Regions from separate parts of the Homo sapiens genome. Here region 2 is linked to region 1. A link is an interaction called in ENCODE POLR2A ChIA-PET data of the cell type or tissue named here. Cell type or tissue: PC-3. All regions are shown on one strand.

What was found. ChIA-PET counts read pairs that join two places held together with the same protein. Peaks named below come from ENCODE experiments on the same cell type or tissue, not always from the same donor. Only the 100,000 strongest peaks of a DNase experiment are listed, where the experiment ranks them.
Region 2: POLR2A ChIA-PET joins it to region 1 with 17 read pairs; 3 of 35 experiments call an interaction of 5 or more read pairs at or near these places.

What each region holds. Positions count from the first base shown.
Region 1 is chr5:87,354,293-87,359,292 of GRCh38, reverse strand. All of the region lies in intron 9 of RASA1 (RAS p21 protein activator 1), which reads right to left. It also overlaps a transcript of CCNH not described here. Among named protein-coding and RNA genes, the nearest start is that of CCNH, 56 kb to the left of the region's middle. In PC-3, no CTCF peak of the experiment used is centred here; no DNase peak of the experiment used is centred here.
Region 2 is chr5:87,126,079-87,131,078 of GRCh38, reverse strand. The region is part of intron 1 of LOC101929380 (a long non-coding RNA gene); the gene reads right to left. Among named protein-coding and RNA genes, the nearest start is that of MIR4280HG, 6.4 kb to the right of the region's middle. In PC-3, no CTCF peak of the experiment used is centred here; DNase peaks (open chromatin) are centred at 2,598 and 3,458; H3K4me3 peaks cover 449 bases; H3K27ac peaks cover 1,892 bases.

The DNA.
Region 1 (5,000 bases):
TTGGTTAGAGTCTAACAGCCATTGAACCAAGCTCTTCCCTAGAAGTTACATGTGTAAGCTCCTGAAGACAGACTTAACTTGCAGATCCTAGCTTTGTCACTTAATGTAGGAAAACGCCATTTAATATATTAATTCAATAAATGTTGAGTCTCAGGCACTGTTGTAGTTCTTGAGATACATCAGTGAACAAATCAAAGACCCCTATCCTCATGGAACTTGTATTCTAACCAGGGAAAGATTAAAAATAAACATAAATAAATAAATTGTACTACATGTTAGAAGGTAAGTGCTCCGCAGGGTTGAGCAAGTTGCAGTGTTAATTAAGGTGTCTAGGTAAAGTGTCATTTGCTAATTTGCTAAATTTTGAGCAAAAACTTGAAAGATGTAAGAGTGAGGCTAGTGGATATCCAAGAGAAAACAATTTTGGACACAGTGAACAGCTACAGCAAAGATCCTAAGGAAGGAAAGAGTCTGGCTTATTTACAAATAATAATACAGAAGCAAGTATGAGTGAAAAAGAGTGGCAGGAGGATAGTAGGAAGAGACGAGTTCAGAAAATTAATGGACTGCCACTGTTGGGTCTTGTATGCCATTCTAAGGACTTTGGCTTTTATTCTGAAAGAAATGGAGAACATTTTCAAGTATTAAAACAGAGGAGTAACACGATCTGACATTTTAAATGGATCCCAGTGACTGCTGCGCAGCATGCAGCATAAGGGGACAAAGCTAGAAACTAGGAGATGAAGGCAGATTCTGGTGGTGGTCATATTCTAGACATACTTTGAAGACAGAGTCAGTATGATCTTCCTGACAGGTTAGATATAAAGTACAGGAAGAAAAAAAGAGAAGAATTGAGGATGATTTAAGTTATTAACCTCTCAGCTCTCAGTTGCCTTATCTTTGAAATAGGCATCATTGTAGTGTCACCTTGGTAAAGTTGTTGAGAAAATTAAATGAATGAATATGTATAAAAAACAGTGCTTAAAATATAGTGCTCAAAAATGTAAGGCATTTTTATTATGGGGTATATTGTCTCAAAAGGACCCTTTTTGTCTAATGCTTGCCTCAAAAAGTGTTAACAGTTCCAGGAAGTAAGCAAAGCTAGCTAGGACTCTGCTGTTTCTTAGCCTTTGCCAGCATCTTAGCCTGAGTGTGGGTACACAGGGTCACCTCATTGGAAGATGAGGTGATTTGCTAACTAATCAATTTGGCGATTAGTAAAAAGATAGTATTGCTTTTGTACTAATAGTTAAAACCCTGCTTGAAGAATGAGTGAGTTTTATTATTCCCCAAACTTCTACTAAAACCAACTTTTCATCACCCCATGCTCCAAAATAATAGACTACAAATAGCACTTAATAGTTTCTGTGTAGCAATCAATCAAATTGCTTTATAATCAGCATCAATTATTTCTGAAGTATTCAAAGCATTATAGGCACTTCTGCAAAACCAATTGGAGGTTTGTTCAGTTATAAAACTAACACAAGAGCAAGGCACATTACATATCTCAAGTAATTCTTAAAGCAGTCTTATAACACATACTGCAAGTTTATTAGATGCCACATACTATTTGTTTTTCTTTTTTTTTGAGATGGAATCTCGTTCTGTCTCCCAGTCTGGAGTGCAGTGGTGCAATCTCGGCTCACTGCAACCTCCACCTCCCAGGTTCAAGCGATTCTCCTGCCTCAGCCTCCAGAGTAGCTGGGACTACAGGGGCATGTCACCACACCCAGCTAATTTTTTGTATTTTTAGTAGAGACAGGGTTTCACCGTGTTAGCCAGGATGGTCTTGATCAAAACTTAAATTAGAAAATTCTAAGTACAAATTCAGTATGGGGAAATGTATGATTTAATTTGGGGTCAAATAAAATTAAAATCACTAACTCAAAGAGCCAAGGGGAATTAGAATTGAGGATACAGCAATGGAACTATATGGCAGGATCCGTCATCTGGAGGCAAAGGCACCTCTGATCCTGAAAAAAGATCCTAGCCATGGTCTAAAAAGCACTCACCCATGTTATTTAAAAAATACACATATATAAAACATATATATATTTATATATGTGTGTGTATGTTATATGTTCTGGCTAACTTCTCTTCCAATTACTCTGCGGTAATAAAAAAAAAATTACTCAAAAAGTGAAACAAGATGGATGTTAAAATAGTATTTAGATAGGCAGAGAGGAAGACTGACATGGTGATAGGAAGGAGCACATTAAAGTGTAAGACCTTAGTAACAATACAGGCAAGGGTAAAGTAGGTATTTCTTGCTGGAAAGCAGAGAATCATTCATTCAATCAATATTTATTGAATATCTAATGTCAGGTACTGTTCTAAGCACTGGGAAAAAACAATGCAAACAAAAATCTCTGTTCTCATAGACCTTAAATTCTACTAGGAAAGCATGCGGGAATGAAGGAAAATATAGGCATACCTTGGAGGTATTTCAGATTTGGCTCCAGACCACCACAATAAAGCCAGCCATATGAATTTTTTGGTTTCGCAGTGCACGTATAAGTTATGTTTACAACTATACTGTAGTCTACTAAGTGTGTAATAGCATTATGTCTAACAATGTACACGTGTTAATTTAAAAATATTTTATTACTAAAAACTGTTGGGGCAACCAAAGTGGCTCACAACTGTAATCCCAGCATTTTGGGAGACCAAGGCTTCTGCCTTGGAATTCAAGACTAGCCTGGGCAACAGAGCAAGACTCTATCTCTACAAAAAATATTAGCTAGGCACGGTGGTGTACACCTGCAGTCCTAGCTACTGGGGAGCCTGAGGCAGGAGGATTGCTTGAGCCCAGGAGCTCAAGGTTGCAGTGAGCTACAGTTGAACCACTGTACTCCAGCCTCAGCCACAGCGCAAGACCCTGACTCCGGAGGGAGAAAAAAAAAAAAAAATAACAATCATCTAGGACGTCAGTGAGTCATAATCTTTACGCTGGTGAAGGGTCTTGCCTTGATACTGATGTCTGCTAAGTGATTAGGGCAGTGGTTGCCAAAGGTTGGGGTGGTTGTGGCAATTTCTTAAAAATGAAGTCTGCTGCATCAATTGACTCTTCTTTCACAAAAGAAATTCCCTATAATGCTGTTTGATACCATTTTACCCACAGTTGAACTTCTTTCAAAACTGGAAGCATTCCTCCCAAACCCTCTTGCTGCTTTATCAAGTTAAGTTTATAGAATATTCTAAATTATTTGTTTTCATTTCAGTAGCGATCACAGGATCTTCACAGGAGTAGATTCTATCTCAAGAGACCACTTTCTTTTCTCATCCGTAACAAGCAACTCCTCTTTCGCTCCAGTTTCATCACAAAAGTGGAGTAATTCAGTCACATCTTCAAGCTCCACTTCCAAATTTAGTTCTCCTGCTACTTGTACCACATCTGCAGCTACCTCCTCCTCAAAGTCATCTTGTAGTCTTGAGCCCCTCAAAGTTATCCAAAAGAGTTGGAATCAGCTTCTTCCAAACTTCTGTTAATGTTGTTATTTTGGCCTCTGCCCATGAATCACAAATGTTCTTAATGGCCTCTAGAATGATAAATCCTTTCCAAAGGGTTTTCAATGTACCTTGCCCAGATCCATAAGTCACTATTTTTTGCAAACATAACATTATGAAATTATTTCTTAACTAAGGATTTGAAAGTCAAAATTACTCCTTGATCCATGGGCTGCAGAATATAAGCTGTGTTAGCTGGCATGAAAACAACAATCTCCTTGTACATCTCTATCTGAGCTCTTGATTGTAGAGGTGCATTGTCAGTGATCAGTAACATTTTCAAAGGAATTGTTTGTTCTGAGCAGTAGGTTTCAACAGTGGCCTTAAAATATTCAGTAAACCATGCTGTAAACAGATGGGCTATCATGCAGGCTTTGTAGTTCCATTGACAGAGCACAGGCACAGTAGATTTGGCATAATTCTGATGCTCCTAGGATTTTCAGAATAGTCAACGATAATTGGTTTCAACCTAAAGTCACCAGCTGCATTAGCCCCTGAAAAGAGTCAGTCAGCCTGACCTTTGAAGCTTCGAAGCCAAGCATTAACTCTTGCCATGAAAGTCCTAGATAATATTTTCAGATAGAAGGATGTTTTCTTTACACTGAAAATCTGTTGTTTAGCACCTTCAATACTTATCTTCTGGATAACTTGCTAGTTATCTTCTGGAAAACTAGCTAGATGTTCTGGGTAACTTGCTACAGTTTCTTTGCTTCACCGTACACTTTTATGTTATGGAGATAGCATCTTTCCTTAAATCTTATGAATCAATCTCTGGTAGCTTCCAACTTTTCTTCTGGAGCTTCCTCACCTCTATCAGCCTTCACAGAATAGAAGAGAGTTAGGGCCTTGCTTTGGATAGGCTTTGGCTTAAGGGAATGTTATCCCTGGTTTAATCTTCAATCCAGACCACTCAAATTTTCTCTATATCAGCAATAAGGGTGTTTCACTTTATTAATCATTCATGTGTTCAATGGAGTAGCACTTTCAATTTCCTTCAACAACTCTTCCTTTGCATTCACAACTTTGCTGTTTGGTGCAAGAGACCTAGCTTTCAGCCTATTTTGGCTTTCACCATGCCTCCCTAAGCTTAATCATTTCTAGCTTTTGACTTAATGTGAGAGACATGTGACTTTTCCTTTCACTTGACCATTTAGAGGCCACTGTAGGGTTATTAATTGGCCCAATTTTAATAGTGTTGTGTCTGCAGAAATAGGAAGCCCCAAGGAGAGGAAGAGAAACAGAACCAGCCAGTCAATGAAGCAGTCAGAACATACACTACATTTATCGATTAAGCTTGCAGTCTTCTTCAGATGCAGTTCATGGCACCCCAAAACAATTGCAATAGTAACATTAAAGATCACTGATCACAGATCAACATAACATATAATAGTGAAAAAGTTTGAAACATTTTAAGAATTACCAAAATGTGACACTAAGACACAAATGAGCACCTGCTTTGGAAAAACAGTCGCAATAGACGTCCTTCTTGCCAC
Region 2 (5,000 bases), 230 kb after region 1:
GAAAAAGGCGGGATGCAAAACAATGCTTACAATGAAATCTCAGTTATGGTATCAAAATATGGTGAGGAAAACTAGAAGAAAATTTTTCAAAATATGAATGGTGACTGTTGCTGAAATGTAAATTTTTTAAACATTTGTTTACTGTTTTCTAGTTTATACCTACTACTATTTTTAAAAATAATTTCAACTTTTATTTTCAATTCAGGGGGTACATGTGCAGGTTTGTTACCTGGGTGTGATGCTGAGGTTTAGGGTATGATGATCCCATCACACAACTACTGAGAATAGTACCCAATAGTTAATTTTACAATCCTTGCTTCCCTTCCTCCCTCCCGAGTCTAGTATCCCCAGTGTTTATTATTTTCCTCTTTATGTACATGAGTACTCAATGTTTAGCTTTCACTTATAAGTGAGAACATGCGATATTTGTTTTTTGGTTCCTGTGTTAATTTGCTTAGGATGATGGCCTCCAGCTGCATGCATTTTGCTTCAAAGGATGTGATTTCATTCTTTTTTATGGCTAGGTAGTATCCCATGATACATATGTACCACATTTTCTTTATCCAATCCACTGTTGATGGGAATCTAGGTTGATTCCATGTCTTTGTTATTGTGAACAGTGCTGCGATGACCCTATGAGTGAATGTGTCTTTTTGGTAGACGATTTTTCTTTTGGATATATACCCAGTAATGGGATTGCTGGGTCAAATGGTAGCTATGTTTTAAGTTCTTTGAGAAATCTCCAAACTGCTTTCCATAGTGGCTGAACTAATTTACATTCCCACCAACAGTGCATAAGCATTCCCTTTTTTTCTGCAGCTTTGCCAGCATCTGTTTATATTATTTTTATAATTGGAAATTTATTAACTTTGAAAATTATGCCATTGATTTTAGCATTTTCTCAGAGTTCTAGAGGCATGAGTCATTATTTTTGCTGACAGAAATTTCTCCTATCTAAAAATGATTTTTAGAAACAAGGTCTCACTATTTCCCATTTTCTCTGTTTATTCCAAGTTATAGCAGCGTTTGCTTGTGTTGATAGCTATTGATTTTGTGGAGGGTACTTCATTTCATGAACAACACTAGCCATTATTCTAAATAATACTAAGCCATTAAGAAGGACTTTCAGGCCAGGCGTGGTGGCTCACACCTGTAATCCCAGCACTTCGGGAGGCCGAGGCGGGTGGATCACGAGGCCAAGAGATCGAGACCATCCTGGCCAACCTACATGGTGAAACCCCATCTCTACTAAAAATATAAAAAAAAATCAGCTAGGCATAGTGGCGCACGCCTGTAGTCCCAGCTACTTGGGAGGCTGAGGCAGGAGAATCGCTTGAACCTGAGAGGCGGAGGTTGCAGTGAGCCGAGATCACACCACTGCACTCCAGCCCTGGCGACAGAGCAAGACTGTCACAAACAAACAAACAAACGAACAAAAAAGAACTTTTAAAGTAAAAACATCTTAGCGACTTGCTAAAATGGTACTGGGAGAAAGGAAAGTTGGATATGGCCTACAGTGTGTATTTCCTGCATGAGGCTCTCTTCTGATTCTGTTAATAAAAATTTAAAGGTCATATGTCTACCCTATATAGCAATAATAGAGAGTCTTCCCTTAGTAGATTAGTGACCATATATGCCTGCTCTCAGTTCTTACTTATTTCTTATATTTACTCTACTGTTCAATCCTGGCTTCCCTTTGGATGGTTTTTATTTGTGAGGCAAAAACATGTTCTTATGTTACTCCTTGCTCTTGTTTTCATATTTAGTCTCAAATGGCATAGTCTTTATTTCATTCCTGACTATTTAGCCATGTCCTCTGGGAATAAATTGATATTTGCTCTTCCAGCAGTCCCACCAAAGTGTTTTGAGTAAATGACTTACTAAAAATATTCCATTCTTTTCTGAATCATTTTGAATGATCATTTCTAAAGGAAGTGCCTTCCTTTAATCTGGAACTACTGAATCACAGACAGATGTTCTCCTGTTTCCAGTCATTTTGAGCACCAAATCTAGGAAGCAAATAAATCGAATTCTTCATTATCTGGGATCCTTTTAGATTTATGAAAAACTTAAGTGCCTATTCTTTCCATTTTCTCCTCCATTTTTACTTTGGCTATTTGCTTTTTCAAAGCTGTTGCAGTATCTTCACACAGCTGAAATAAAGCATGAACTTAAATCTACACAATATGATGGGTTTGTTACTAGTGAATTGAACTGGAGTATTTTCAAATAATCACTTTGGCAAAATGACTACTACTTACAGAGACAAGATTTGGACCTGAAACAAGATGTCCACTAGCCTTTCCTCCTTGGAATGTGCTAGATATCCCATACCTGACAGGCTCAGCACATTCCCTTAGGGTCTTTTTCTTTTGGTACCACTGGCTTGCCAGTGGGTAACATCCTTACAAGTAGAAAGGTTAAAATATGTACTATTTTGGGGAATCTCTGAAAATAAATAACCTGCAAAAGTACAAGCTAAAAGCAAAGTGTTTTTCTCAAAGAAAAAATTACTACATAAGCATTTCCTCAGGTACCAGTGTGATGCATGAACTCACAGATGGAGGAGGTGGCCTTGTCAGGATGCCAAGAATGCAGATACTTGAAGGGAAATTTTAGTGGCGGAAACAGAGACGTTAACTGGCAGATGAGCCATTGGAACATTTCCCAGGTAAAAAGTATTTTGTTTAAAGAAAGGTATTTTTTGCATGAATTATTACCTGAATTTAGAAAAGAGACTTCTTTAATAAGTCTGACTCACAAGAAATATAGCTCATCAATAAAAATATCATTTGAAGATATTCTTAACAATTGGTCAGTGTTAATCAAATATAAGCATATGATTCTTCAAATGCCAGTATAAATATTTGGATGCTGAGCATTTTACAGACTCTCAGGAATGAGCAAGAAGAGCATGAAAAAATGCATTTAAGTTCTTTGTGTATGATCATGGGATGAGTACAGTAGAATACGTAGAAATGTCATAACTTTAGAGGCAAAAAGTCACAGTTTTCTAATCTGTGAAACAAAAGATAATAATCTCTAACTCCAGACTGTTTGTGTATTAAATTGTAATATTATGATATGCTGGAACTGGGATGAAACATTTAAAGGTGGCTAAATATTGGGAAACTGCTTTTTACTTCCTTGGGGAAAGCATGAAGATGAATAAAGGAATTTTTGGATATGAGAAAACAGGGACAGAGTCATATTGGCTACTGTGATGTGATACATTGCTTTGCATTAAGAACAGCCAAAAGAATGTTGCAGAGGTGAAAGAGAAAATAAGAATTAAAATGGTCAAATTGAATGAGTGGGTTGAAGTATTAAAGGTGCTGAGAGAGATGAGAACCAAACATGACTTGATTTAAAAACAATTCTTGCAGCTCAAAGTAATCTTCAGTATATGACTAATTTTGACTGAAGAAAAGCATGAGCAATAATGAACAGAGCTAGTTATAGAAGGCGATGGAGGATGTGGTCTTTTGTATGAGGTAAGTTTGAGGAATGCAAAACACAGCTCCCTGGTTGACAATATTCACTTACTTCTTCTTAAGATCCATATTCCATTCTCATTGCCAGTTACATTTCTCAGTCCCTAGAATAAGCTAAATAAATGTTCTTATGTAAAGAATGAATGAGTATCTTAGGTTGTGTTCCATTGAAAGCAGACCCTAAAATAAGGGTTCAAGTACAAGTAGTTTATTTGGAAGGTAAGCCCAGGAAGCCCCATTAGAAGAGTGAAGTGAGACAAGAAAAAAGGAGAAAGGAATACAGAAAAGGGGACCCTAATGAGTAGTTTACCACTGTGGGCCAATGGGGCTCATTTCTACTGGGGATCTCTGAGCAATGATGTTGAACTCCCATATTTTATTGGGTGAAGGCTGCTGCTGAGGACAGTCAACTGTCTATTACTTCCTTCCTGAGCTCACTCCTATAGGACAGAAAGCCTTTAGGCAGACAGTCCGAGGTGTTTGCAGTGAGAAGCTGTAGACGGTATAAAACCTGCAAGTGCTGAGGGGCCATGAGCAGGGCACTGATAATGTCTGCTATAGTGTGTGAGCGAATTACAGCTTCCTGCCTTTGGATCTGTGGGCCATTTTGTATTCAAATGTCCAAAAATAAAATGTCAATGCCTAAGTAACCACCAAGCTATATTAATAGACATTTTACTTATCATCTTAGTTGACATGTGGTAGAAATCATATCTTACAGGGAAAAGATCCTAGTAGGGGAAAGGCCACTGATGAAGTGTGTGTAGAGAGGGTGGTAAAGAGTGTTAGAAGGTAAATTTGTGACTTAGCAATGTTGCCTAGGACAGGCCCTTTTTATGAAGATTCTGATTGTAGTTATTTTATGTGTTAGGATAAATATTCTTGTGTCTTAGAGAAACTATGAGGCTTATAAAGTAACTCCTTCCCTTCTTCCATTCCTTCCAAAAATATTTCATACAACATTTTATTATTATTGTTATTGTTATTTTGAGACAGGGTCTTGCTCTATTGCCCATGCTGGAGTGCAGTGGTGCAATCATGGCTGACTGCAGCCTCAAACTCCTGGGCTTAAGTGGTCCTCCTGCCTCAGCCTCCTGAATAGTTGGGACAGGTGCACACCACCGTGCCCAACTAATTTTTTAATGTTTTGTAGAGACAGGGTCTCATGTTGCCCAGGCTGGTCTTGAACTTCTGGGCTCAAGTAATCCTACTGCCTCAGCCTCCCAAAGTGTTGGGATTACAGACATGAGTCACGGCACCTGGCTGATACAACATATTAAATAACTGCCCTCATCTTCCAGTAGGATTTGCTCTAAGAATTCGGGTGACAGTGACACAAAATAGCATCTTCCAATTTAGAGAAAATTTCTGTTTGCTCTTTTCTAATCGTGGTACTTAGAAAAGTTTCTATAGTTTTGAACCATCAACCTAATTCTATACTTGTTTGACCTTTAATAGGAGCCTAAGGCAAGTACAGAAGTCAGAGTTTGCCTAATATACTCTCCC